Linked DNA regions of Mus musculus: all the other regions are linked to region 2. A link is a loop called in an ENCODE intact Hi-C map of the cell type or tissue named here. Cell type or tissue: heart. All regions are shown on one strand. Each heading gives the region's core, and the rest is flanking DNA. Links, peaks and the distances in the headings are about the cores only. Region 1 has its middle 9.3 kb from the start of Foxj2. Region 2 holds the start of Phc1 (polyhomeotic 1). Region 3 holds the start of Rimklb (ribosomal modification protein rimK-like family member B). Region 4 holds the start of Necap1 (NECAP endocytosis associated 1).

Region 1 (7,424 bases), core at 1,169-6,168, 470 kb before region 2:
AATGTATCCCATGGAATATGATAAAAGTTTGTATACGCAAGCATCAGCTTCAAAACATAATAACTAAATTGATCACTGCTTTTGTGATTGTTTTCCTATGCAGTCTCCTCATCAGAAATAGAGGGATAATAATACATATTTCATAGTTTTCAGAAGGCTTGCATGACTTCATCTATGTAATGCCCTTAGATTAGAGGAGTGGGCTAGAGAGAAAAGGGGCTTAAAAGACTCAACAGTCAATTGAATTACTATGGATCAAGAGATATGTCCATAAAATACGGGATACAAACCTTTAAGGGGAATCCTGATTGGAATAGGGCAATTGGGAAAAAATACTATAAGGCAAATGGCAAAGTTTCAATATTCACTTGGTAGTACCAAGAATTCAAATTTCTTCTGAGTCTCACTATGTAGCCCTGACTGGCATTAAACCCACAGGCCTGCCTCTGCCTCCCAAATGCAGTCAGTAGAGAGATGTGTTCCATCACATGCTGCTTAGAATCAAGATTTCTTACATTTTTAGATATGAAAGGGAGCCAAGCATAGTAACATATACTTGTAACCCCAGCACTCAGGAGGTAAAGACAAGAGGACCCGTAGTTTAAGATTATTCTCAGCTGTGTAGGTAGTAAATTAAAAACCAGCCTGTCTCAAAAAAAAACAAAAACAAAAACAAAAACCTAGATAAATAATTATTCATGGGGCTGAAGAGATGACTCAGCGATTTAAGAGCACATGCCTTCCTAGAGGACCTGAGCTCCAGTCCCAGTGCCCATGTTGGACAACCAGGGGATGTGGCACTTCTGAACACCTGCACTCACACGCACAAACACATACACGTAATTTAAAATAAAATAGGTCTTATAAACAATGGGGGGGGGGGCATCTTCTTGGAGACAAGTGGGAGGAGGAATGGGATGGAAAAAAGAAAAAGAGAAGAGGAAGAAGAAGAGGGGGAAGCAGGGGAGTTGGAACAAAGGAAGGAAATAATAAACAATGGGCCAGGTAGTGGTGGTGTCTAAGTCTTTAATCCCAGCACTCAGGAGGCAGAAGTACACACAGATGTTATAAGTTCGAGGCCAGTCTGGTCTACAGAGTGAGTTTCAGGACAACCAAGGCTACACAGAGAAACCCTGCCTTGAAAAACAAACAAAGGTGGATTAATGAAATTCCATTATTTTTAAGGGATATTTAAAAATGTGTATTAGAGTGACTTAAGCATGAAATGTCTGAAATTTGTCTCAAAATAATCAAGTGACCAGGAGGAAAGTAGAGGTGGCAAAATATTGGCCAAATATTGCTTATTGCAACATTTAAGCATACATGTTGTTCTCAGGCTAAAGAGATAGCTAAGATTTCAGCTCTTGCAGAGGACCCAATTGGACACGCAAGTCCAGCCTCTACCACCACCACCTGTGACTCAAGCTCCAGGAGATCTGGATTCTCTCCCCTGGGTGCTGAGGGCACATGTAGTCACATGTGTACTATTCCGTGTCATGCTCACATGCATGTACAAGAGTGAAAATAAAGTTAGAGCTGGAGAGATGGCTCAGAGATTAAGAGCACTTGCTGCTCTAACAGAGGTCCCCATTTACATTCGAGCCCTGCTGTCCACTGTTCACAACTGGCTGTAACTCCCAGTTGCAGGAGACTAACTCCCTCTTCTGACCTCTCCTGGCTCCTACATGCATGTAATGCGGATATATATATATACACACATACACGATAGATATTAATAAGATAAAAATATAAGATGTCATTGTCATTCTCTCTACTTTTGTGTTTGAAATTTTACAACAGAGCTTTTAAAAAAATTAAAAAGAAATAGTAAAATGTTTGCTATCATGTTTTGTGTATGTATCGTTACCTAGTATCTTTAATTTACACTACATCCTTTTTAATTGTTGTTATTATTTCATTTACATTCCAAATGTTGCCCCCCTTCCTGGTCCCTCTTTCCAGAGTTCTTCACCCCATCCTCCCTCCCCTTCGCCTCTGGGAAGGTACACACACATCCCAGCATTCCCCTTCCTGGGGTATCAAGTCTCTAAGGAGTAGGTGCATCCTCTCCCACTGAGCCCAGACAAGGCAGTCAGTCCTGTGTTACATATGTGCAGGGCCACGGATCAGCCCGTGTATGCTCTTTGGTTGGTGGCTTAGTCTCTAGGACCTCCCAGGAGTCCCCGTTAGTTAATACTGTTGGTCTTCCTATGGGGTTGCCATACTCTTCAGCTCCTTCAATCCTTTCCATAGGGGTCTCGAACTCAGTCCAATGGTTGGCTGTAAGTATCTGCATCTGATTCAGTCAGCTGTTGGTAGAACCTTTCAGAAGACAGCTATGCTAGGCTGCAAGCACAACATGGCATCAGTAATTGTATCCGGGTTTGGTGCCTGTGCGTGGGATGGATCCCAAGTTGGGCCGGTCATGGGATAGCCTTTCTTCAGTCTCTGCCCCGTTTTTGTCCCTGCTTTTCCTTTATACAGGAACAATTCTGCGTCAAACCAAATCCAGAAAGCAGCAGATTTTCATCCATTTTACAAAGGCGTTGAGATAGCAGCACCTCTGCTCTTTAGCTCCCTCTACGAATCATTGGCCAACTATAAGAGGCAGCCTATAGCCACCAGGCTCCAGGTTTCTGCTTCCCTTAGTATATTTGTCGTCCATGTTAGGGGTGGGGGGGCGGTGTCACTAAACCGGCATACAAATGACTCATGTGTATCATGTTCATCAGGCAAAATGTGAGTTCTTATTTGAACATCCGAAAGAGGAAGGAAAAAAACAAACAAACAAAAAAACCTACCACTTAAAGATTGTAGTCCCTGGAATAAAGAACACAAGTATAATAAAAGTTCTCTGAGTAGTTTGCATCTTCTTGACTTTTTTTTCTTTTTCAGTTTATGCGTTCATTTTACATCCTGATTAATTTCTAAACTATGTAGAGAACCGAGGCTCGCTAGGGAGACGAGAGCGAGCGTTTAGAGCGAGGCTGGGGCGGGAGTCGCACACCCAGGGAGGCCCAGCGATGGGTCTGTTCCACCTTAAGAGGCGCCAGCCTCTCCCCGCTCTGAGCAAGCTCTCGGCTCCGCCCACCCCGGTGTCAGCCCGGCCCGGAACGCGGAGGAGAGGAGGGAGGAGAGCGGCGGTAGGCGGATGGAAAGATCCGCGCCCCCGGCTGCCGGCCCAGCGTCCGGGGCTGGGAGCGCAGCGCGGGCTCCGAGATAGACCCGCGAGCCACTGCAAAGGCGGCTGAGACGGGGCCCGCGGGGCCATCCCGGGTGGGCGCCGGGGCACCAGACTGGATCCGAGATAGACCCGGACGCTGGCAGCACAGACTGTACAAAGTTGTAACTTCCCCGGTGCCCGGACGCCTAGCGTCAAGGCATTTCCAAAAAGGGGGGGGGGGCATGCCTCTCCTTTGTCCTGACTGGTGGAGTTGAGCATGGGCTGGGCCCTGGACTGAGCGAGGGTTGGCCACCTGGGTAGTCCATCAAAGGATGATGCGGTGAAGGGTGGCCATTTGGGGAGGAAGTAAAGATTATTTTGGTACCTCCTCCCCCAGTTAGTGATTGGCGGAGGTTTGCCGTGATGTAAAACAGGGCATAAAAATGTCCGTAAAGGTACCGGGCCTATTGGCCGGTCTCTCAGGGAGGAATTCTAGGGTGGACCGTGAAGAGCCAGCCGACGCTGGTTTTGTAGGGGAGGACCAAATGGGTTGACACCCGGAAATGAGTTAGGAAGGGAACTCAGGGAAAGCGAGGGAAACCGGCTCACCTACTTTGCCCTCACAAAGGTCATTTCCTGCATGGGATCGATAGTTTCCTGTTTACTTACTCCTCGGGAGGGAGCGCGTACACTGGCTTCCTGGAATATACCCGATATTCACACTTAACTTTTGAGCCCAGGCTTCCCTTTTAGTCACGGTACCAACGGGAATGAATGAAATGGTGAAAAGGAAACGCAAGGGATTTATCTCCACGTAGAGAACGGAAATGGAGTGGGGCTGGAGGTTGTCTTTCATGCACGCAAGAAGACAAAACTAGGCGTGTTGGCGTACACCTGTGATGTGAGGTGAAGGCAGGATGAGGATGTTCAGAAGTTCAAAGTCATCCTCGACTACGTAGAGAGAAGCAAGTCTGGATTAAATTTGACGATGGGGGAGGGGCGTATTGATGGTTGAAAGTGAAAAGAACTCAAAATAAACTAGCTTGGTGACTCACCCCTTTAATCCTGTAGTTTGGGAGGCTTGCAGGCTAATTTCTGAATTTGAGGCAAGCCTGCTCAAACACAGCGAGATCCAGGACAGCCCAATTAGACTCAAAAAAAAAAAAATCTGAACTGAAACTCTTCTGCATAGGCAGGCACTTCACTCTCTTGTGTCTGGGACAGGCAGTGCATACACAGAAGAAGACAAAGTATGAGGGGAAAGATATTATTTTTAAAGATGCCCTTGTATGTCTTATGAACCCTCCCCACTTTTTAAATTCTCACTTAACCACTTGTGTTATAAAAATAATTACATGTGTTCATTAATTCATAATTAAATTTTGAAAAGAAGGCAATGAACTTGAGTTTGTTGGTTTTTTTTTTTTTTAATAGTATAGAATAAAGTTTATTCAGGGCCTGGAGAGTTAAGAAGGTAGTAGAGGCAGAGAGGGAGAAGTAGAGGCCATCCATGAACACATGGATAGAGGGGGAAGGGAATGGGGAAGGGAGGAAGAAGGGAAGAGCCCAAGAGGGCAAGAGAGAAGTCGGACAACTGAACTTGAGATTGTTGAATCAGATAGAACCTTAGATTCAAGGGGAATCCTCTTGGTTCACTGAAGTCTGGCTCCCTCTTCTAAAACAATAATAGCTACCAATTTCTCTTATATCTGGAGACCCCAAAACCAGCCATAAGACCTCAAAAGACTAGTGGGGGAGCAGGGGATGATGGCTCAGGCCTTTAATCTCCTCACTTAGGAGGCAGAAGCAGGCAGATCTGAGTTTGAGAACAGCCTAGCCTACTTGAGTTCCAGAACAGCCAGATATAGTTCAATGCAATGGGTGTTTATGGGGAGACAGGAGGGGGTTTGCTTAGCTGTGCATTACATTTGGCAGGGTAGGTTACAGTGAATAGAAAGGGCTTTATGTAGAAAAGGTTTTAATGACGGGGACTCGGTGCTTACAAAATTGTTGCAAGTGCTGCAGCATCTTAGAAATGACTCCAAGAGGGCTGGAGAGATGGCTCAGTGGTTACGAGCACTGAATGCTCTGCCAGAGGTCCTGAGTTCAATTCCCAGCAACCACTTGGTGGCTCACAACCATCTGTAATGGGATCCGATGCACTCTTCTGGTGTGTGTCTGAAGACAGCTGCAGTGTACTCATGTAAATAAAAAATAAATCTTTAGGGAAAAAAAAGGGAGAAATGACTCCAAGAATTCAACTACTGAGCTCATCTTCCAGGGAGCCTCAGAGGGTAAGGAATCAGCACTGTGTTGCTGACATTGTTAACTTGATGACCCCACTGAGCGGTGCTGTGAGCCAGGCATCAGAAAGCTACTGTTGTTGCTACTATGGCCTTGACAGCCAACTATGCCCATGAAGTAATAGTGATTAGTCCTGGAATGGTAGACTAAAGCCAGCACTGTCCCATAGTCATGCTAGCAAGCCATAGGTGCTTTATTTTACATTCCATATCTGTAAAGTATGCAGATCATAATTTATAGCTAAAAATCCTGGCCTCCTTTATTAATTTCCACCCTATAACTCCAATAAGTAGTTTTTGACATTTTTCAACACCTGCTTTGTATGAGATACTTTTCAACTTTGTATGAGATACTTCAACAGCTGGAAGGTGCATCAGGCCAAGTCCCTGTTACAAAGACCACAGACCCAGGTTGTCCAGGAATATTCTGTGTAGTGCCAGGGAAGTGTTAGTGATCACACACACACACAACAGACAGGAGCTGATCTGATGCAACTCACAGCAGGGTCTTAATTCTTTTCAAGCTAGCTCATCCCCGACTTGGTGGAGAGGGAACCTAGAATATCTATTGGGGCAAGGTTTTATAGTAAGCAGCAAGTTGGGGATAAGTGTGCAAGCATCTAATTGGAAAGCTACTATGGCCTTTAGCATAACTGGCTGGTGCTGGAAATTAAATAATAAACTTAATTTTTACTCCCCTCTGCATTGGTGGCTGTTAGGCAAGGGGTGGAATTGTAACCTGGGGAGGCAGATGTGTTGGGGTAGTAACCTGGGAATGTTGGTCTTGTTAGGGGTGTAACCTGGAGATGCAGGTCTTGTTGGGGGTTGAGCCTAGAGACTCGAGCTAGGCTCTGGTTTTGTTGGGGGCTAACTTGGACACTAATGCTAGGTACTGGCCTGTTAGTTTACCTGAGTTCAAAGTTAGGTCAGGTTCTCTAAAAATGGAGTCTGAATTTAAAGATTTGGCCTCTCATCTGTACTTAGCAAAGAAGACCCACTCCTCAGTTCTAAAAAAATTTGAGATAGTCCATCACTCTAATCCCTGCCTACAAGAACCATATGAGAGAGCCACATGATGGTACACAGCTAGTTCTTGGGACAGAGAGGCAAGGGTGACCTAGAACTCCTGATGTCCTGCCTCTTCCTCAAAGGGGCTAGGATCACAGGTGTATCCCACCACACCTGGCCTTTAGGTTTCTTCTGTCTCAGAAATACTGCGACATTCATGTTTCCCCAACTTCCTTTCAGATAAAGTATTCTGAACTTTCCCTAACAATTTGCCCTATTGGCTGGAGAGGTGGTTGGACGGGTAAGAGCACTTACTGCTCTTGAAGGAGACCCTCATTTGGTTCTCAGCACCCATGATGTCATTCACAATCTCCTGTAACTCCAGTTCCAGGAGACTCTTCTGATGGTCTTGGGTTTCTGCATGCATGTGGTACACATAAGTACACTCAGGCACGCGCACACACACACACACATAAAAATAAATATTTACTTTAATTAGCCATATCAGACTGATCCCAAGCAATGACTCTTATGTTTAAATCCCCTCCTAAACTATGCATTCACAAAGTCAGAGAGAGATCCCTCAAACTACCCTTAGTATTTACTAGTGTATTATGGTCATGATTCTAAAACGAGTGTTCATTGAACTGAAATTGAGAGAAATCTAATTATTCAGCTTCTTCACATCTTAATTTTAAAATATATATATATATATATATATTTATTATTTGTTTTGAAACAGGGTCTCACAGTGCAGCCCTGGCTGGCCTAGGACTTGCTATATAGAGCAGGCTAGCCTTGAACTCATGGAGATCTGCCTGTCTCTACCTCCAAAGTGTACTTGAATACAGGTGTCTATGGAGACCAGAGTCTATTGACTCTATCAGAACCTTCTGGAGCTGGAGTTCAACACAGGTCAGAGCTACACAATGTGGGTGTTTGGGAATCAA
Region 2 (7,103 bases), core at 2,104-7,103:
TTCTGGCCTGGCCTCTGACACTCCCTACTCTCCCCCTTCACAGAGCGGCTGCTCACTGACCATGCCTCTGACTCAACATAACCCCGACTCAAAAGCCTGGTGTGCTCTTCTTCTCCATCCTCCTCCGCTCAGCAGCCACAGGGGTTTATAGCTTGCTTGCCTTGTTTTGCTTTTAAGCTCTATTAAAATGGACATTGATCTTTCTTTTGAGACAGATTATTATTATTATTATTAAAGAGACTAATAACTCATGAAAAGGGGCCCTGGATAACCTGCTGAAACCATGAGCTGGAGTCAGTTTGCTAAGCGGGTTGGACTAGGTGATTGACAGGTGGCAGTATGTTGTGGTGCACCTGAGGGACTGTGAGTCACATCAGGGTGGGGAGAAACAAGGTGGCCTGTGGGGCAAGACTGCATCCTGCTACTCAGCATGTCGCTCGACTCGAAGCTTGTGTATGATTTGTGGAAAACATTCTTCTATTACATATTTTTGAACATTGGTTCCTTGTTCTTTTACAGTGACTGTAATATTCTGTTACAAATTTCCTGGTTTAAATTGACACGTGTATTACTTTCCAGTTCGGTAGGTTAGACATTTGATGTGCATTTCGCTGGGTGAAAGTCAACGTGTTAGGAAGGCTGTGTTCTCTTTTGTCAGAGCTCGGGGGAAGATTTATTTAGTTAACTTTTTTTCCTAGCTTCTGGAAGAGTAGTTCTCAATCTTCCTAATGCTAGGACCCTCTAATACAGTTCCTCATACTGTGGTGAGCCCCCCTCCCCAACCATAAAATTTTTCGTTGTTACTTCATCACTGTAATTTTACTGTTATAAATTATAATATAAATATCTGATGACCCCTGTGGAGTGGAGACCTATAGGTTGAGAAGGGCTGTTCTAGAGGCTTCCCACATTGCTTGACTCATTGCTGCCTGGTGTTTTAAAGTAAGCAAGAACGGGCTGAGTACCTCTCAGGTCATGCTAACCGCTCAGCACCTTCTGCTTCCTATCTCCACTCTCACATATATCCACATCACACTGGAGCTGCTGTGCTAACACTCCGGAATCGCCCGTTGTTTAAAGGGCAGCTGATAAACAGCATTACTTCCTCTTTGCCGTGCAACGGAGCATACTCGCAGGCTTCATGAGTGGAAAAAAATTAGGCTCTATTATTCTTATTCCAGCTTAAAAGTCGACAACACCAGAAACAAAATTTAGGGAATTTGGGTGTACGTTACTTCTCTTTCTTGTTTGCTAAGGTATTCCCCAGTTCTTACCTACACAGCGTGTTTTGGATGGAGAACTGGAGATATTAACTAAGTCAGAGTGGACTGTCCATTGCAGTCACTTTTACAGGGCAAATGCCAAACTTCTCTACAGACATTCAGAGCTGAATACCTGAGTGGAAATGTCAATCTCTCATTTATGCTGTGGCTGGAGGTGGTTCTGAACTGCGGTGTCACACAAACCTAATTTAAAATTCTTACTCCAAAACTTACTTAAGTTCCCACGAACCAAATCCTGAATGATTTAACTTTCCCAAGCTTTATGTTCTTCATCTGTAAACATTATAATTGACCCAAAACAATTGTCTGGAGGACTGAATTCCAGGAGGTCTCTGAAGCTGCAGCAGAGGCTCCGGGTATATTTTGAATTGATTTTCCCCTTAGTAGGCTTCCCAGAGGCTGAGCTTTCTCGGCCTAGGGAACATAACCCCAGAGAGTATAAATCAGAGTTGAATCTTATCATGAATCTGTATTCTAACTTCTGAAATACTGACCAGAAGAGCACACTTGAAGCATTATAAAAGTAAATGTAGTGCCCAAAGAATGCTCTTGTCATATAAATGATAGGCTCATTAATTAAACTCATTGATGCATAAACTTCACTAAATTATGATTAAATAGTGGTGTAAGCTAAATAAACCATAAAGAATGGTTTAGATAAACTGGAGAACGACAAATGTTTAGTGGGTTAGCTCTAGCCCTGAAATGCCCTTTTCTCTGCTGAAAACCAAGGGACTTGGACAGCACTTGGCTTTAAAAATTGGAGTCTCGACAGGCGTGGTGGCGCACGCCTTTAATCCCAGGACTCGGGAGGCAGAGGCAGGTGGATTTCTGAGTTCGAGGCCAGCCTGGTCTACAAAGTGAGTTCCAGGACAGCCAGGGCTACACAGAGAAACCCTGTCTCGAACCCTCCCCCTAAAAAAAATTGGAGTCTCAAAATGCTCTTAATGCTCATCGTCCTCTCTTCCAGCTAGACCTTAAGAACTGCCACAAGATGGGGTGGGATGTGGAAGGTGGGTGGGGTGGTGTAGTTTAGAATATAGGAGGTCACTGCCTTGTTTCCCGAAGACATTCTTCCCATATTTGCATAAAAATGTGCTCCTCATTTTTCACTTCATTTACAGTCGAAGGCTTCCCTTGTAAAGTAAGAGCTATCTCTTCACAGGTCAGCTTGAAGAACCCTGCTCTGTGCTCAGTGCATGGCCGGGATTCCATTCCCTTACCTTCTGTTTGTTTTAGTTGCAGCCAAGTCCCCTTCCAAATCCCAGCGCTTCTAGACGTAGCAGGAGGGCTCAGCTCTGTGCAAAACAGGTCGAATGCATTTCCTTTACACCTGCTTAGGCTAATGACCTTCAGTGTCACGCAGAGCAAAGTTACCTTGCATGCACTCAATTGAACCATTTGTTTTGAAAGAGAAAAGACTAATTCCAGAAGAGTCATTAAATGAAAATGAGAAAGTTTAACAAAGAGGGGGAAGCAGGGAGGAAGGTGGAAGAGAGGGAGGGAGGGGGAAGGGGGGGACAGCTTAAGATCCATCTGGGAACAAAATTGTTTCTCTTTGTTTAGGTGGAGGTGAACTAGGTTACTCGGTATGGAAATGATTTTCTTGTGGATGGAGGCTTTCCTGTAAATTTAATTTGCTGTTGATTATATATATATATACATATATATATATATATACATATATATATATATATATGTATATATATACACACACACATATATAACTAAGTTAAATTTATTTTGGTGGAAATTAGTTAGACCTATGACCCAGTAAGCTTTGGAGATCTTTACATGAAAATTGAACTCTAAAAAAAAAAGAAAAGAAAATTGAACTCTTGGCCCATGATCAACATAGCTTGTGCTGCAATGGGTTATTCCTAGGCTAATGTCAGATAGAAGCTGAAATTATTCGGCCACTTTTCAATCCCCTTTTGTCATCCAGTAGATGACGAAACCAATGGTACTGGATTGAAAGAAAGAAAGAAACCAAAAAACTTGAGGTGGAATGTAGCTCTATTAGCAGTTCTTCATTGTTAAGGGGTGGAGCACAATGGGAAAGGGCCTTGATAATCTATACACACCCTATAGGTTGGGGAAATAAGGACATAAGCACTGGCATCTGGATGCTTTCTTCTGGGTTTATATATTACAGATCATATCCAGATTCATTGATGTTGAGTTTTCCTATAGAAGCCCTGTTTCTTATCCTGGCAGGGTATATAAATCTGAAAGTCATCTTTAGGTTGTTCTTTGATATTGAATACTGTTGAGGCTCAAAACGCCATTTGTAAGTCTCCGCAAGGAAGCTTTAACCTTGACCTGCCAAAGTTCTAGGTTTGAATGAAGTGGGTCCTGCTCCACCTGTTTTTTAACCACCAGATCTCCTTGCCAGAATGTTCCCATTCATCCCCAGCCAACACCTATCATCCTTGGCTCGGCAGCAAACCCTTTCACCTCTCCACACCCATGTTCCTGCCTCTCCAGTCCTTTGGCTGCCCTTTGGGATTTGCATACCCGTTTAACAGGTTCCTAGAAGCCTCCTAAAGATCTTACTTTACGGAGATCTGGCTATACCAATTAAGAGAGGGAGTTGAAACAAACACAAATGCATCAATTTATAATGAGAATGCCTCTCCCCCCCCCCCCCCCCTTAAATACAAATTAATTACACCTGGGTTTTCAATCTAGAGTGGGCTCAAGAAAACAACTAATTATGGCTGAGGTTAGCAAAAGATACAAATCCCAGCTATTATCACAAGGTAACACCCTACGGCAGGTAAAAGGTTAAGGAGAGCAGCTGTCTTTGCTAACAATGCTCTGGTTTAAAAAAAAAAAAAGCTTCCAAGAGTGGCCAGCACACAGTAGGTGTTCTAAGAGCTCTGAGAGACTGAGAATAATTAAATCCTGTTAAATTTGTGTTGCAAATAAAACGGGCCTCCCCCACCATATGCTCAGCCTTCCCAAAGGCAGCACCATTGTTCATCTCTTTACACCCCGCCTTTTCCATTGTTTTGGGCGTTGTGATTCTTTCACGTGTGCGTGTGACTTAAAGAGATTCCGAAGCACACAATCAACCCTGACGTCACAGACTTAAGTATTATTCAAAGCAAGTTGCTTCAGGTTCCTGCTTTTTAATGAACTGCTGCTTCTAACGGGTTCAGTTTCTGTGCGGCGTTGTTTCCCGCCTTCTTGGAGTTGGGGCGAGGGATTAAACACTCAGCATTCTCTCGCCGTTCCCTCTATCTCAAAGTTTTTCTTTTCTCCTCTTCCCTTCCCTTTGCTCTATTTCCTTTCACAGGCCGTCGTTTCTCAAGGGTCTTTGCTCCGCTTCCTCCCTCTGTGCCTGCTGGTCCCTTTGATCCTTTCTTTCGAGCCCCTATTCCCAGAAGCTGCAGAAAATACCTTCTTTTTTTCCCCCCCTTTCACGTCACTTCCCTCCCCTCTCCCCATCTCCCTCTCTTCTCCGAGGTGAGTCCCCCTCTAGAGGCCAGCGCTTTCTTAGACGTCTGCTTTCAGACGGCGAGCGGAATTCGAAGAGAGAGAAGGGGGGAAGAAAGGAGGAGAAAGAGAGCCAGAGCCAGGGGGAGAAAAGAAAAAGAAAAACAAACAAAAAAAACCCCACTCGGGCCTAGAGCGCGGAGGCCGGGGAGCAGCGTCGCCATGGCAACGGGCGCCGACAGGAAGCGAGGGACGCGCGCGAGGGCGGGCGCGGGGAGGGGGCGGGCCGGAGGAGGGGTCGGCTGCCCCGGAAGCACCTCCCCGCAGCCCCCTCCCCGCCGGCCCGCGGCCCCCCGGCCTCGGCCCCCCACCCTCGCGGCGGGGCAGGAAGTGACAGGCCCGCGCGAGCCCCCGGCCTGGCGGAGCCGCGGCGCGGCCAGCACCCGGACGGCGGGAGGGGCGGGGAGCGGCGGCCGCGCCGGGCACCTCCCACCGCGCCTGGGCCCCCGCCCCTCCAGGAAGGGGAGGAGGCGGCGCGCCGCCGCCGAGGCCGAGCGACCCCCCCCCCCTCCCCCGCCCCTGAGGTGGACGCCCCCCGCGAGGACTCGGGTGCGGAGCCGGGCGCGAAGGTAACCGGGCGGCCGCGGGCCGGGGAGGGGCCGCATCCCGGGGTCTCGGCGGCGCGGGGATGTTTCCTCAGCCACCTCGGCGTGTGCAACGCCCAGGTACCTCCCCCAGCCGCGCTCCTGCCTCCCGCTCTGCTGCGCTTTGCGGTGCTTGGGTGCTGCGCGTCCCGGTCTTCGTGCTTTGCGCTCGCTGTGCTCGGTGCTGTCTGTCCGTCACCTCGTTGCCTCTGACCGCTTCTCATTCATTTCTCCCTTCCCCGACTTTGGTCCTTCCATCCGAGCATGCTGTCTGGTTATCTCCCTGCTTCTCGCGCTCCGCCGGGCTCCCCGATCTCCCAGTTCCTCGACTTCTGTGCCTCCCCTGCTTGGCTCCCTACTATTAGAATATACATTTCCCTGCTTACCAAGTCCGCTCGCTTCGGGCACAGCACTGTATCCACCCCTTTCTCCTGGTGTGTTTGATTTCTCTTTGGAAATGCATTTTTTTTTTTTTAATCACGCTTCTGTGAAGAACAAGAACCCCTGGGAGTCTTTCCGAGGCGCCCCTCAACCCTTGCTTCTCACTCCATTCTTACTGCAACAGAGTTTTATACTCAAGGGTATTGACTTCTTCCAACACCTGACCCAATAGGCCCAGTAGTATGTCTACCTCAATATTAATTTCTAGTTCCTTCCCATCGGTGTGCGTCTTCCCCAGTTGAGTCCTTAAACACACCCACACCCAAAAGGTGGGAACGTTTAGGGTGGCCTTTGACTCTTAGTTTTAATTTTTGATTGAGTTTGCCACCTAAACGGTGTGCTCTCTTCACTTTCTATACTGAATCTGGAACTCACAACATTCATTGAAAAATGAGGATTTTAAGATAGATTTGTGTGCCTGCGAGGTTTTTGATGGCAGTTTCCCTGGTGAAAAGACTTTAAAATTGGCCCTCTCTGTTTCATTATCTGGGGGAAATGAGGGGGTCATCGAATTGATGAACGTGTTTTATATAAGGCTCTATTGCAAGTAACAGGGTCTTACGTCTCTGAGTGCAGTGAGATAACTCCAGTAATCTGTACAACTGTGCCATGCTGCCTCTAATCCTTACCCACTTTTTTTCCTTCACATGCTGATATTGAGGATTCATGGGTCTGTATCTGTTTAGTGCTTTGATATTTTGGCAAAAGATGTGGGGAGAAAGGTAGACTGAAGTTGATAGAATACCCTCTCTGTACCTCTTTCATTTTATCCGTGTGTGGAGTGGCATTTGTTCGGTCCCAGAGTTAAGTGATGTAGAGATGCTGGGAAGAGAATCCAGAGAAAACTCCACTTCAGGGGCCAAGGTTGAGACTTTTGACTTTTGTTTACTTGTTTGGGATTAATTCCTGAGATAAATCCATTCATCTAATGAAACTAGAGATAGCCCCTAGCAGAAATTATGGTCGGACTTTTATATTCCCAAGCCAAATAGTACTTGGGAGACCTGATAGTTCTAGTACCTCAGTGTATCAAAAATAAAGAATACACAGTGTAAGTTTAACGAAAGAATGAAAACTAAGGAGTAAAATGATGTCATTTTCAGCCGCTTTAGAAGAGTGTTTCTGCTTGCTTCTCTTGTTTCTTTTCCTTTTTTTGATATGTATTTTTCTTTTAATTTATTTTTTGCTGGTTTTAATGTAGCTGCCAGAGGGTAAATTCTTACACTTTAGTAAAGTTGAATTTTACTCGTCTCAGTTAGAATGCTACTTACTTGGGAGTATGTAACCTGTTCAC
Region 3 (7,424 bases), core at 1,066-6,065, 150 kb before region 2:
GGCACTTACGATTTTTCCCTTGTTTTACAAGCTAGAAAAAGAAAAAGAACCCACAAAATTACTGTCAATCGGTGTGTAGATTGGTGTGTGTGTGCGCGCGCGCGCGCACGCGTTCATAGCAATATACACAATGCAGAGAAGTAGAACCTGGAGTTACCGGGATCTGGGTGGGTGTGATGGTCCATGGCGGTGATCCTTACTCACAAGGAGTTCGAAGCCAGCCTAGCCTATGTAAGACCTTGTTCCCCTCAAGCCAAACTAGACAACAAAACAACAAAGAGCCCAGTGTTTTGAGACACCCCTGTAATCTCAGCACTCTGGAGGCTGAGGCGAGAAGATCAGGTCAGTCTGGGTTACTTAGTAGTAAGACTCAGTCTCAAACAAAAAGCATCAACAATAGAAGCAAGGAAACAGTAGTAGGAGTTGCTGGGGTCTGGGCAGAGAAGTCTTATTGGATAATGAAGAGATAATTAGATCCAATTCTATGGGTAATTTTTTGAGGTGTACTCAAAGTTCATCTTTCCTTTGACCAAGAACTTCCAAACTTACTAATGGCTTCACAGCCCAGGGCATACATTAAAATATAATTATTTGTATTACTGTCACACATAGCTAAACAAATTTCTCTTTGAATGCTGCTCTACTATTTGGTATCAACATGAATACTGGCCAATATTTGAGTTCTTACTATGTTTGAGTTATGTTAAAGTGCATTAAGTTTGGGTAACTTCATTAACCCTCATAATTAAATAAAGCAGTACTAAGATCTTTATTGATGAAAAAAATGAGGTTTATGGATGTTAAGCAACAGTTCCAGAAAGCTAGTAAGTAAAGCTGGCATGTTACCCACTTCTCTCACCCCCAGTGTATATAGCATCACCTGCATTGTATGACTTTCCAGGGGATTCAGCTCACCCTAGGAGGTTGGTGAGCCATTGCTCCTCACAGCACTGGGCGTTCCTCTAGAGAACCTGAGTTCAATTCCCAGCACCCAGACTTTAGTTCACAACTATCTGTCATCCCACTGGGACTCAGGTAGTACACATGTAGACAAGACATCCACACAATAGTTAATAAACAAAAACAAAAACAGAAACAAATCATTGGGGATATAACTAAGCCAAGCCAAAATACTTATAATGAAGTCTTATTTTAAAGAAGATCTGAGATGAGAGCTGTCTATACCAACCATGAAGCCTCCGTGTGTGGCCATTCTTTTTTTTTTTGTTTGTTTGTTTTTTTTTTTTTTTGTTTTTTTTTTTTTTTTTTTTTTTGTTTTCTGAGACTGGGTTTCTCTGTGTAGCCCTGGCTGTCCTGGAACTCACTCTGTAGACCAGGCTGGCCTTGAACTCAGAAATCCACCTGCCTCTGCCTCCCAAGTGCTGGGATTAAAGGCGTGTGCCACCACCGCCCGGCATGTGTGGCCATTCTTAGCATTGAGTTTGCAGACAGAAAAGGTGGAGATTTAATCACAATTATGTCATTCAAAAAAAGTTAAATGGTTATGTGTTCATCTAGCACTTAGCCACAGTTTAAAATGAGCTATATCCTTAGTCAAACCTGAGTCAGGATAATCTCTAACATTCCACGAAGAAGCTCTAGGAATCCAGTTTGAGAGCCGACTGTTGTAAAGCTGGGTACCAGCTTAGAAGAAGTGTTAAATATGTTAAGCTTAAGGGCTATGTTTGTTTTATCTAACCCTCAAAGGGGCCACACATGCCGGGGGGGGGGGGGGGGGGGTGGCACATGCCTTTAATCCCAGCACTTGGGAGGCAGAGGCAGGTGGATTTCTTAGTTCGAGGCCAGCCTGGTCTACAGAGTGAGTTTTAAAAATGAACAAAGTATATTTTGCTGTTCAGATATGACTAAGGAAAAGTTTCAATGGACTTAGACCAGAATTCTGGCATTCTCTCTGAGAACTGAGCTTGGGGATGGTCTTCACTTTATTCTGCAGTCTTTCCAGGTCCCTAATGTATGCCTTGGTTCTTTTTTAATGCGAAACACATAAACGACATGCTTTGGCTTTGCTTTTTTGTGTCCCTTCTGTTAGCATACATCTAAACCAATATTGCATACACTCAGTTCGTGCAGGGAGGCTAATATGGTGGATGAAAGGCAGCGTTTTAAAATTGCAAGTGGCCAGTGAGGTGATAGCATAGCTACAGCTTCACCTGCACAGCATCCTTTTTCTGGAAGCTATACGGTTACTATCGGTTGGATTCTGTTACAACAGAACACGCTGTTCATGCTCTGTGCAACTTCTCTTTCTGCCAAACTCTTCGTGTGCGTGTACATGATTGTGTCTGTGGCATGTATTTGTGATCAAGTGTCTCTCTATCACAAAAGGCTTTTTAGAAGGCATTGGCTTTGGTGGACCATGCTTTATGTCCCAGGGGGCTGGCTATCAGAGTAGCTCCTTCCCCGTTTGCTCCGCCCAGCTCACTCCAGGCCTCCTTCCCCGTTTCTTAAGGCAGTATATCATACTTCACGTTGGCTCCTCTTCAAACCCTCTTCACAAAGGTTAGCTTAGGTTGCTCTCAATGATATAACAAAGAATAGCATAGCCACTCATAATCAGCAGGTGCTTCGTGTCAGTGACTTCTTTGGACTTCACCAACTGTAGATTAAAAACAACTGGAAACATGTTCAGGTGTTTTGTCCGTTTGTATATTTGTTGAATTCAGGATGGCATTGCCTGGAGATGGTTTAGGAAGTGTGTAGGTTCTATGCAAGCACTACCTACCATTTCATATATGTAACTTGAATATCCCTAAGAGTCCTAGCTCCAGTTACCATGGATATTGAGGAACTGCTGTGCTTACTAGCTCCTTATGACAATTCTAAATAAAGTAGGTGTGCTGGCTATTCCTGGTCGTCAACTTGACTCTAGCTGGAATGAACTACAATCCAGAATTGGGGGGCACACCTGTGATCCAGATTTTTTTTTCCCCAAGACAGGGTTTCTCTGTGTAGCCCTGGCTGTCCTGGAACTCACTCTGTAGACCAGGCTTGGCCTCGAACTCAGAAATCCACCTGCCTCTGCCTCCCAAGTGCTGGGATCAAAGGCGTGTGCCGCCACCGCCCGGCATGATCCAGATCTTGAGGCTGGAAGACACAGGTTTCTGATCTGGATCTTGACATGGAGATCCTGAGGTAAAGTAGCCAGGAAAAACTCAGGTTTAGGCAAGGTAGTACACACCTTTAATCCCAAGAGATTGAGGCAAGGAGATCAGCCCGGGACAAAGCAAGTCCCAGATCCAGGCCTGGTGGTGTACACCTTAATCTGGGTGGGCCACACCTTCTGCTGGAGGTCTACATAAGGACTTTGGAAGAAGGAAGATTCACTTTTCTTGCCAACACGTCTGTTGGAATCTTCTTCTACAGGAGACCAGCTTAAACAACTAGCCTCGTGGGACCAAGCAACTCTTAACTAGACTGCCATTCACAGCTGGCCATTGTCGGGACTACAGACTGTAAGTCATCACAATAAATTCAATATAGAGAGACGTTCATAAATTCTCTAACTCTAGAGAACCCTAATACAGCAGGCAACTCCCTTTTAGCGTCACTAGGGAGGCGAATTTTCTTCAGAAGACCACAGAGGTAACAGGAACAGTCATCCAATCCTAGGTTGTTGTATAGCTCTTAAAATTTATACAATCTCTGTATTCACACGTGGGGAGACAGAGGTAGAGCTAGAACACACTTGTGGGAAGTGGTCTTCTGGCTTGGCAGAGGTGTACAGGTGCCTTATCCTTCGAGCAATTATTTCACCCACCCTCTAGACCAGTGGTTCTCAACCTTCCTAATGCTTTAATACAGTTCCTGATATTATGATGACCCCCCCCCCAACTGTTAATTCCTAACTGTAATTTTGCTACGGTTATGAATCGTAATGCAAATATCTGTTTTCCATGGTCTTAGGTGACCTCTGTGAAAGGGTGGTGACCCACAGAAAACCACCTGCGCTGCTGGTCTTCGGGATCTGAAATCAGTAGCTATGACTTGACACGGGGTACAACATGTTTGAATTGTAGCTCATATCTGATGTCTGAAGTTATTTAGGAATGCATTTTCATTGTAAAGGCTTCACTCATGGTGTAGAGAAGGGACTTAAGTAGTGGACTGTGGTCAAATGTTTCGCCTCTTCTTTGGACGATTTGTTAGGTTTCAGGATGTAGGAAATGCTCCTAAAATATATGATGTTTATTCTGACATCAACTCGCCAAGCTGGCTCTAGCTTCCTTGTCTATCTTTGAACCTGCCCAACCCATAGTATTTATCATATCGCTTATTTTTGAGGCATCGGATCGCCTGCCTGTGATCCTCCTGCCTCAGCCTCCCTTAGTGTACCAAGCTCGCCTGAGGCTGCAGTTAACGCGCCTTTCCATACAGAGGTATTGTCTTCGGTGCGATCGCAGATCCGGACTATTACAGTTACCATCATCTTTGTCCCCAAATCTCTGCCTTCTGGTGAGGCAGGACGCTAGGGAGGGAGGGTGGCTGGCCCCCTTAGCGGGCAGCGCGAGTACCCTGGCCAGACCTCGCGGCCGGAGGCTCGGAGGGGTCGGCGGGCATCAAAGCGCTCACGGCCGCAGCCCAAGGAGGGGCTGCGCGGGGCGGGAGGGCGCACAACGGCAGGGCCTACTCTCGCGGTGCCGAGCGGAACAAACCTCGCCCCCTACCCGTTTTCCAGGCTCCGAGAGGACGGTTTGGGGGGTGGGGGTGGAGCGGCGAGGCGCGCGTCCTTGGAGCGCCCGCGTGCCTCCCCTTCGCGAGCGCGCGCCCCGCGGCTACCCCTCCGGCGGCGGGGCGGTCTCCTCGCAGGTGTCAGGAGTCGGCCGAGCGCGCTCGCCGCCCCGCCCCCCGCCCGCCGCCGCCCCCCGCCCGCGAGTGCGGCGCTCGGGGGCGGGGCCGCGCGGGTCCTCGGCTCGGGCGGGGGGCGCGCGGCGCCTCGGTCTGGGGGACGCGGGGCGGCCTCGCCGGCGTCGTGCGCTGTGTGTGAGTGTGTGTGTGTGAGTGCGTGTGTGTGAGAGAGAGAGAGCGGGGTCGCGCGCGCGCGCGGTCGAGCGACAGGCGAGTGAGGGAGGGAGCGAGCGGCGGCCGGGTGTGAGCGAGTGTGTAGGAACGGGAGTGCGGGCGTCGGGGGGAGGGGGGAGGGAGGGAGAGGCCGGCCGACCGCGAGGCCGTGAGAAAGTGGGCGAGTGGGTGAGGACGCGCGGCCTGGCTGCGGGAGCCGGCGGCGAGGAGAAAGGAGGCGGCTCCCGGCATCCCGCCCCCTCCCCCTCCTCAGCGGACTTCCCGCGGCCCGCGCTTGCTCCTAGGCGGCGGCCGGCCGGGCAGGCGAGGGAGGAGCCGGCGGCCAGGTGAGCAGCGGGCCGCCCGGGGCGGCGGCGGCGGCGGGGGCGTGGGCCGGGGGCGCGCCCTCGAGCCTGAGGCTTCGGCCGGCGACCCGGAGCCGAGCTCGGCGGCGGCGGCGGCGGCGGGAGCGGACTCGGCGCGGCGCGGCGCTGCGCGGGGGCGGGCGCCGGAGGCCGGTGGTCGCTGGGTACCACAGTCGGCGGAAGCTGAGAGTCGGCTGCCTGCGGGAGGGGGCGTGAGGCGGCGGTCGCGGCGTGGAAATTAGGCTGGTTGCCCGTGTCGCCGAGGGGGTGTGGTAAGCTTGGGAATGCTGCTTAGAGTAAAACCTGCCGGCTGCTCGGCTGTCCTCAGGGGTGTGGTTGTCGCCACTGTCCTTGTTTCCTCTGAAGAATTTGACGTGACCGAGGCAGGAGGATGCTACGAGCCTCACCCTGATGTTACTACGTCCATCCCAAGGAGTACAATTTAGAGTAGCGATCGGCTGTTTCTATTTTCTTTTTCTTTAACAACCTTTGGAACAAGAAGGAAGAAGGTTACCAAATTGAATGTTTGACTAGAGTAGATCCCCCACATCCGGATAGAGAACAACTTAAGTCCTATTAATTTATTGTTTCTCATCCCAGGTTTGTAATCCCTGTAATTCATGAATAGAGACGGAGTGTTAAATCAATGAGGTTTTTTACTAACCAACCTGTATATACCTTGAATGTGAATTTTCAGTGCTATTTTCCCAACAATTGCCTGCAGTTTTCCCAATGCCTGAAGTTGGGTTAAATTCCAAATCTATGTGGAAAGTATATCAGTTGAATATGGAGAGTTTTTCGTTGTTTGGCTTTTTTTTTTCCTAGACATTCTTAAATCATTAACCAAAATCCCAAAGATTTAAGTGCCATTTAAGTCTCTTCTCCTTCATAACGGGTACGTTGGAGGTTATTTCTTCTGTTTTAAAACAGTTGATAATATATATTTAAAGATACTTGGAAGAAAACAAGGACATTTCAGTCAGTTGTAACCCAAACCATTGTTAGTCTTTTATAGTAGGTCTCTTCTAGTCCCTCGTGTCATTGCTTCTTAGTTTGTCAAACTATTTTCATCTCCGTTTTCTGGTAGCTCCTTAAGGTACTAGAGTCCATGTGTTGGGGAGTGTTTTGTCCGATTCTGACAAAAAAAAAAGCTACGAGCTAGACAGTCACCCAGTCAACCCAGTCAAGAACCGCCTGGGTCCTCTTTCTTTTTACATCTCATAAAGAGCTCGGTGCCTAACCTACATTTAGCCTGTTGCCCGATGCCCACCAGCTACCATCTGGCTTCTGTTAGTTTATACTGGACAAGTTTTATGGAGAAAAAAAAATTGAGCCCCTGTTGAATATACACTTCAGTAGTTGCATGGGGGGTTAGAATGACAAAGTTATCTCTCCCCCTTACCCCCCATTTCCTCTTTGGCCATTGAACTGCTGGGCCCTGAAGATTGAGGCAGGAGGGACCGAAGGCAAGGAATAGGTTCTTCACTCAGAGAAAGAAGCAGGAGTCACTTTATTCAGGGCATAGCATCGTAACCTGGGAGAAAAGTGGGTGGAGGAAGGACTACGATTTTATGTGAAGAGTGAGAGGACGGGTTTTATTGTGAGTCGCTGTGAGCACTTTAATACTATGGATTCCTAGAGAAACTTCTGGCAGGTGAGTTCACAGTATTCTGTAATCCAAGTCATAAACATTAAAAGCTGAAAAAATTATAGTCATTACGTTATTTTGAAATGTGAGGGAAAAACCGTTAGCTGTGCTGACATACAGTTGTTCCAAGAGAAGCTGAGTAAGGTTAAGTAGAGAAACTGTCTTCACTTGGCATTTTCTTGCTTGTCATATTAAGATTGTTAAAGAGTATGGAGCCTCCAAAAATATCTGTACATGTGTATTTTAGAGCCATGTGCTGTGTATTTGTGCAGTTTAGGTTTGTAGAAAGGACTTTCCGACATCATAGTAACAAATGCCAGGCTGGTGTTTTTAATGTTTTCCAGTATTTCCTTTCCCCTTCTCCAAATTGCCTTAGACACAAAAGCTACAAT
Region 4 (7,424 bases), core at 1,091-6,090, 530 kb before region 2:
TAGTGTCCTTAAATAAACAAATTTTCAATAAATGATACATGGCAGCAGTTTCCTTCATCCTTGATCCTTAATCCCTCTCCAAAACCAAGTCTAAAGAATTCTTGAATTTGCTGGTCTCCAAACAACACTAAAACCTAACCTCACTGGCCAGGTGTGGTAGTGAAAACATTGAGTCCCAACAGTTGGGCAGCACATCTCCAGGAGTTTGGAGCCACGGGGCTCTACTGTGAGACCCTGTGTAAACATGCATAAAACCTCACACGTTTTCATTTACCTAACCAGGTGAATGTATCTTGCATGCTAAGAATCAATGTTTATTTCTGAAGATGAGAAGATTAAAGTTCAAGAAGTGACTTTCCTACAAAATAAAAGGTTAAACGTATTTGCTTTTATGTTATTAGGGGGAAGGGCAAAGGTTTTCTTTTCTTTTCTTTTTTTTTATTTATGCATGTGTACACAGGTGATTGTCAAGGCCAGACAGTATCAGATCCCCTGGAACTGGGGTTACAGCAGTTTTGAACCTCCCACTGTATGTGCTGAGAATGGAACCTAGGCCCTCTACAAAGAGCAGCAGTGCTCTTAACCATTGAGCCACCTCTGCAGTCCAGTTCTTGTTTCAGAGGTTCAGATAGAGCCTCCTGTAGCCAAGGATAGCCTTACACTCCTGATCCGCATATACCTCCATCTCTCACGTGCTGAGATCAGAGGTATGTGTCACCACTCGCAGCTGCAAACTTCATTTTTTACTTTTCAGTCACTATTCTGAAAGAGTGAGTAACGACAGGATGCCCCTTGGATAGTAAGAAATATCAAAATAAGCATAGGAAACAAAAAAATTAAGAAACTGCTTTAATGGGATGCTGCAGTGACCTGATAAGAGGATAAAGGGTATGAAATAAATGAGACTGTAGACAGAGGCGGGGAGGCTTGAAGTCAAAGAAAAACAGAAGACTTCAATGTACCTTAGCCCCTAGAGAGACTCCTTTACTTAGCAGTTCAGCCATTGCTAGCTTATGTGATTGGGTTAGTTGGATAATCCAATATCTTCTTTTTAAATGTATTATCCATGTATGTATATGTGTGTGAGCCATGCCCTAACACATATGTGGCAGGCAGAAGACAATGTGTAAAGTCACATGGATTTGGGAGATCAGATGCTGGTTTTTCAGCCCTCACAGTAAGCACTTTACCTGAGATGGGCTCCAATTTCTTTTTCCAGTGAGCATTTGCTGAGTGCCTACTAGGTGCAAGACACTATGCTGGTCCTTCCAGTCCCCACAGATACAGTTTAACAAGACTTCAGGCTATTCATTCCACCCTGGAGCTCAGAAGACTGGACAGTAAAGCAGAGATAGAGATGAACATAAAGTGCTATGGAAGTCCGCAGAGAGCTGGCCTGAACCAAAGACTCAGGTAGAGCAATGTGTAAGCTAAATCATAACGTGGTACCTGTGACTACCATCATGCTGAGTTTCAGTCATGGTCAATGTGAGATCTGAGTGGCAACTCCTTTACCAAAAGATATACAACTCGTAGGGCCCACTGCACAGGTCTGTACAAAACAACTCATCAATGATGAATGACCCTCTGGTTAGGAAGCAAAATGGAGATGTGGAGAAGGTAACTTTCCAGCAAGAGAAAAACCATGAAGGTATGTAGGTCAGAAAAGGGATACTACTAGTACTGTATTTTTATAACGATTTAGTTACCCTATACTCTTTTATTTAACTCTCAAAAAAAAACCTGTGAAGGGGTTGGGGAAATGGCTCAGTAGTTAAGAACACTTGTTGCTCCTGCAGAAGACAGGGGTTCAGTTGCCAGCACCCAGATGATGGTTCACCAACATCAGTGACTCCAGTTCCTGGAGATCTGATGTCTCACAACATCACTCTGACCTCTGTGAGCACAAGGCATACCCACTCATACAGACAGACAAAACACCCATACACATACCTCTAAAACAAATAAAAACCTGTGAGGTACACAAGACGTGCACAGTCTTCTCACGCTACTTCTCCTGTTTTACAAATGAGAACCCTTAAGGCCTGGGGAAGAAAAACATTGATTGGCTCATAAATTACACAGCTATTTAGTGTCGAGGGCTCAGACCTAAAGAGTTTTCAACACAAATCCCAGCGAATTCTCTTTGAACTCCTTAACATCCTACAACAGCCCAAAACCTCAATCACTGGATTACAAGGTTGTCAGGCCTTACAAGAGGAAAAAAAAAAAAAAAAAAAAAAAAAATGCTGCACTGACTCTGGGAAAGCTCTAAGAGAGGTGACTGGATTGATAGGAAGGCAGAAATCCCTACATAATCAATGTGTGGGGGGGAGGGGTACACACACACAAACAAAATGAAAACACGCAATAGCTCATCACTGGAATACAAGATCTTAACGTGTGCCTACTGCGCCCCCCCCCCCCAAAAAAAAAAAAAAACTAAAGGATGATGACACTTGGCGAGAATGACAACAGTATCAATTAAAATAGATCATCTAAACAGTGGACAGCAAAACTACCATTCCGGACAAGTGTCAGGCGGGATCAGAAGCGCGGGGGGAGGGGGGGGAGCGTGCCGTGTGCGTGTGCGGACGCGCGCGTGGAGGATTACAAGCCAAAGGTCGCAGCAAGAGTAACAGATGGAGCAGGCATGAATGGATTGCGGATGACGAGGAGCAGACGATGTCTCAGGGGGAGGGATGGGGAGGAGAGGTGGAAAGACGCATGACGGCAGGAAGAAAAGAAAACAAAATCAGAGTTCCAGCAAAACAGAAAAGTAGACGGAGCCGCCGGCAGCCCGGGTGGCAGGCTAACTACGGCGGCAGCGGCTCGAGCCGATGGCTGCTGCCCAAGGACACAACCGTCACCCCGGCGGGCGCCGGCTGCAAATCCCCCTGGGTACCTGTAACCGCGGTTGGAGGCCCGCGGCGGAATCCGGTAGACGCTGACGTCGGGCTTCACACACAGCACGGACTCATATTCCAGCTCTGCCGCCATCTTGGCTCCGCTAGCGCCGCGGGGGCGGGGCACGGGTGGGGGCGGGCTGAGACGCCGACGGCTTCCTTCGCGTCACTTCCGCTCGGGTACAGCTTCGAGGTTAACCTCTAGGCGGCGCAAAACCTGTTACAATCTGGAAACGCTGATGCGCCTGGCTCGCCATCTTGAGTAACGGCAAAGACAGGCTCAGTGGTAGAGCACTTGCCTGCCAAGGCCTCGGGTTGGGCTCTTTCCCCAGCGAAAAATTAAAAATAAGAATTCAGTTCTCTTTTACCTACCTTCAAACGGTAACCAGAAAAAAAAAAAAAAAAAGTCACTGAATATACGAAAACAAAACAGAGGTTGGACAAAATGAATCTCTGCTTTCTCATTCTGTTCTCATAAGCAAGTGTCCAATGCATAATCTATTAAGTGCTACCATGGGGTTGTTTTGTTTTTTTGCAATTTTGTAGGTTTTGTTGGTGACTTCTCCATATTAAAATGACTGATTACAGTGCTAAATGCTATCTAGCATCCCTCAGCATGAGTAGCCCAGCTGGCTACACATCACGATGAGTACTAAACAGCTCTATCCACAAATATGTTCTTTGTGCACTCGCAAATAAATGTAAGCTTACAACAGTGTAACTTAGAAATGTTTTAGATGGCACTGACTTCAAGTGGCAAAACCAAGTCTGATCTTATCTTGTCCCCCCCAAAACACCAGTAGCAGCCTCTTTCATTGCATTCTATCGACTGGTTGACTTTTACTTCTGATTGGTCTGCTTTGCCTAGCAAAGCCAGTTCAACAAGAATTAGACTTTAGGGTTGGTGAGATGGCTCAGTGGGTAAGAGCACCTGACTGCTCTTCCAAAGGTCTGGAGTTCAAATCCCAGCAACCACATGGTGGCTCACAACCATCCATAACGAGATCTGACTCCCTCTTCTGGAGTGTTTGAAGACAGCTACAGTGTACTTACATATAACCAATAAATAAATCTTTAAAAAAAAAAAAAAAAAAGAATTAGACTTTAATTGGCTGGTAAGGATGTAGAGACTGGCTACGGTTGCCAGGACTATAAATTGATCCAACGCTGCTTTGAAGGGACATTTAGCAGAACTCTCCAAATATTAAGTGGGTGTAGCCTTTAACAGTTCCACTAGCTTTTTGTTTGTTCATGTCTGTTTATTTGGAGACAGAGTTTCAATGTAGTCCAGGCTGGCCCTCATCTCATTATGTACTAAAGAATGACTTTGAACTTGTAATCCTCCTGCCACCATAGTACTGGAATTACAGGCATGTGTCACCACACTCTTTTCTTTTCTTTTTTTCAGTGTTTTGGATCACATCCAGGGTTTTGTGAGAACTAGGCAAGCATTCTATCAATTTAGCTACATCCCCAACCAAAAACTTTTTTTTCTATCATATACTTCTCCAACACATGTTATAAAGAGAATACATACACTGTGGATGGAGACATAAAAAAGAAAACAGACAGAAAAAATGGTCTTTTACTGGTTTCCTATTTCTAAACCTATGATCTCAACGGAAGCCTCGGTCATGTTACTATACCGCATTGAACTCTTTCGTTTCCTCTTTCTGGATCAGCAGTGCTGACAATCCCTTACTGAGGCCCCAGCCCCTGGTTCACCTTTCAAGTGCTATGTATTTTTTTCTCCCCAAATCTGGTCATCCTAGAGACTTCTGGTTTCACATAGTTAACTCTCCCTAATCTTACACTCCTTCTTGCCACATGTAAGGTATGATATACGATAACCACCTGCAGCTTACTCCAAGAATTTGTAGTTTGTTTAGTATTTTAAAACCAACAAACATAATACGGGATATTAGCAAAATAATGAGGAAATACACACTGGCCTCTTCTACACGTGCAGCACACCATTTTCCATGGTCTTACAGTGTCCTCTCTGATTTAGATGGCCATATTATCCTAATTTTCCTGGTGGTGGTTTGTTTGTGGCAGCATCCCATTCTCTTGGCCAGGCTTCTCCTGTTTCTGCTTCCTAAGTGCTATTACAGGTGCAAGCACACTCACCTCCATATTTAGTTCTACTTCTGAACATGTATGTCCACATATGTTTCTCACTTACTCCTTAGTAAGATCTTGAAGTCTAATTTAAATATCACTGTCTCTGGGATTTGTTCCTCATCTTCTGTTTGCTTGCTTGTTTCTTTTTAATGTACGAGTGCTTGTCTATGGGTACCACAGAGACCAGAGGAAAGCACTGGATTTCCTCAAGGTGGAGTTACAGATGATGATGCTTAGAACCAAACCCAGGTTATGTGGCATGGCTTGGCTCTTCCCTTCTTTCCTCCTTTATTCCCCTTTGAGCATCAGCTGAGGTTCTACAGCTCCCCTGGTCGGATGTTTTTCTTTTAAACCAATAATACCGTCCTGTGCTTCCATCTGAGTCAGCCCTTAAATTCTTATATTATGAGGTACCCTAAAGGAGTTCCCAGTTGCCCCCGTATCACTGGTCTTCAGCACAATTTCTAGTATATCGTAAGAACTGTAGATATATTTGTATTATATTATCATTACGACCTGGTTAGCATTTGTTCAAATCTCAATCAAAATAATTAATAATGCCTTGACTGTGACATTAATCCCAGCACCCAGGAAGCCCAGGCCAGCAGAACTTGATGAGTTTAAGGCCGGCCTGGGCTATGTAGTGAACACCTGCCTGATTGGGGAATGGGGGGATGTTAGGGTGCCTTAACTAGAATTCACTTCTACCCACCACTGGAGGACAAGTAGCTTACATAGCTCACAGGTTCAGATTAGCTGCTGAAAAAAAAAAATCTCTCTTCTGTGTGACTTCCCACGTGTATGTGATTTAGCCACGTTGTAGGAAAACACTTTTCTTGGAAATGATGTCACCTTGCCCATTTCAAACTGTGATTACTTTTAATGCAATGTAACCATGAAAATGAGTCACATATTTATTTACTTTTTCAATCATCTTTACCCACACATAAAAAGTTATTTTTAACAAGTTTATAAATTCTGCCTTACACCTTTGTCCAGAACAACATTATCAATGGTATTTATTAGGGTATAATATCCCTAACTCTTGAGGCTGGAGAGATGGCTAAGCAGTTAAGAGCTACTTTTCCAGATAGACCCAGGTTCAATTCCCACCACCCACATGGCAGTTCACAGCTGTCTGTAACCCAATTCCAGGGGATCCAACACCCTCACACAGACACACATGCAGGCAAAACACCAAAGCTCATAAGATAAAAATAAACCATTTTTAATAAACTGGCCTCACACAGGATTCTCAGAGATCCATCTGCCTCTGCTTCCTGATTGCTGGGATCAAAGGCATGTGCCACCACACCTGACTTGTCTCATAATTTTTGAAGTAATATTTTTCACCACATGGCACTATACCATCTGGGCAGCACACAAGATGCTAGTTACAGAATCGTGTACATAAACTTTTCATGTAAAATAAGCCAAAAGTTATTTCTCAAGTATAAAAAGTGTAGAGTCTTTTTCCAAGGTGTTGTCGGATCCTCTGAAGTTGGCAGTCACATTAACCAACACAACATTCTATGTGTAGACTTAGCTACACATAGAAAACTTAGAAGGGGACACACAGCCAGCGTCTGTAACCAATTGGGAAACGCATTTGAAAAGAGACCATGAAAACGAAACTTAACTCCTCTTTAAGCATGTCTGCACAGGATCTTTACGGTATACATGTACTAGATGTATAATTCAAAATACTTTTAGTAGAAACCTGGACCTGCAAGATGGATGAGTGGATACCTCACCTGCCATGCAAGTCCAATGACCTAAGTTCGACCCTTAGAGCCCACAGTAGACAGCTGCAGACAATGACAGCCAGCCCTGTGCTTCACAGCACAGCCGAAACAAGAGAGACCCTGCCTCAAAAAGGTAGAAAGAGAGAAGCAACTCTTGAAAGCTGTCCTTTGACCTTCCCACACAGGTCATCTCACACACACACACACACTAAAATTAAACAAATGAACAATTCAACAAGTACATGTAGGAAACATGACATCAGCCCTAGCATAGGTCCATGTAATGTAAATTAAACAGTGGAGAGTGTCACCCATTGACCTAAGTGTAGCCACTCTTACTCCTTACACACGAATATTGTGCTGTAGTTACTGAGTCAGGTTAAACTAGCCCAGCCTGCAACTCTCAGTTGATAATCTCTAAATCTGAGGAGTAATTTGTTTGTTTGCTATTCTCAACATCCTGAGCAGCACATGGGACCTGACAAGTATTTAGCCAGGAGCTCAAAATGACTTTGAGTCCCAGTCCTTTGAGTCAAACCCATCTTTGCCTATGTGGAGAAAACGAGATCAGGTCATTAAAAAGCCGAAGACTCGGTCTCAGTTGGGGACACTGGCTTAAAGTTGAAAATGAGAAGTTAGGATTCCGTTT

Evidence for each region. Peaks named below come from ENCODE experiments on the same cell type or tissue, not always from the same donor. Only the 100,000 strongest peaks of a DNase experiment are listed, where the experiment ranks them.
Region 1: it touches region 2 in a loop (5-fold over the local background); 2 of 42 quality-filtered maps call a loop at or near these places.
Region 3: it touches region 2 in a loop (2.8-fold over the local background); 2 of 42 quality-filtered maps call a loop at or near these places.
Region 4: it touches region 2 in a loop (2.8-fold over the local background); 2 of 42 quality-filtered maps call a loop at or near these places.

The regions. Positions count from the first base shown.
Region 1 is chr6:122,807,123-122,814,546 of GRCm38, reverse strand. No RefSeq gene overlaps it. Among named protein-coding and RNA genes, the nearest start is that of Foxj2, 9.3 kb to the left of the region's middle. In heart, for the core only: CTCF peaks have their summits at 1,665 (motif pointing left), 2,569 and 3,176; DNase peaks (open chromatin) are centred at 2,366, 3,096 and 3,526; H3K4me3 peaks cover 2,511 bases; H3K27ac peaks cover 2,593 bases.
Region 2 is chr6:122,337,848-122,344,950 of GRCm38, reverse strand. Phc1 (polyhomeotic 1) reads left to right here and starts at 5,294. Exons shown (of 16, transcript NM_001355215.1): 1 at 5,294-5,353; 2 at 6,471-6,479. The coding sequence starts at 6,476. In heart, for the core only: a CTCF peak has its summit at 4,802; DNase peaks (open chromatin) are centred at 4,370 and 4,990; H3K4me3 peaks cover 2,591 bases; H3K27ac peaks cover 2,226 bases.
Region 3 is chr6:122,484,033-122,491,456 of GRCm38, reverse strand. Rimklb (ribosomal modification protein rimK-like family member B) reads left to right here and starts at 5,152. Exons shown (of 6, transcript NM_027664.1): 1 at 5,152-5,366. In heart, for the core only: no CTCF peak of the experiment used is centred there; no DNase peak of the experiment used is centred there; H3K4me3 peaks cover 1,869 bases; H3K27ac peaks cover 1,590 bases; H3K27me3 peaks cover 2,221 bases.
Region 4 is chr6:122,870,145-122,877,568 of GRCm38, reverse strand. Necap1 (NECAP endocytosis associated 1) reads right to left here and starts at 3,012. Exons shown (of 8, transcript NM_026267.3): 1 at 2,906-3,012. The coding sequence starts at 3,000. In heart, for the core only: a CTCF peak has its summit at 3,114; DNase peaks (open chromatin) are centred at 3,058 and 4,588; H3K4me3 peaks cover 1,971 bases; H3K27ac peaks cover 1,021 bases.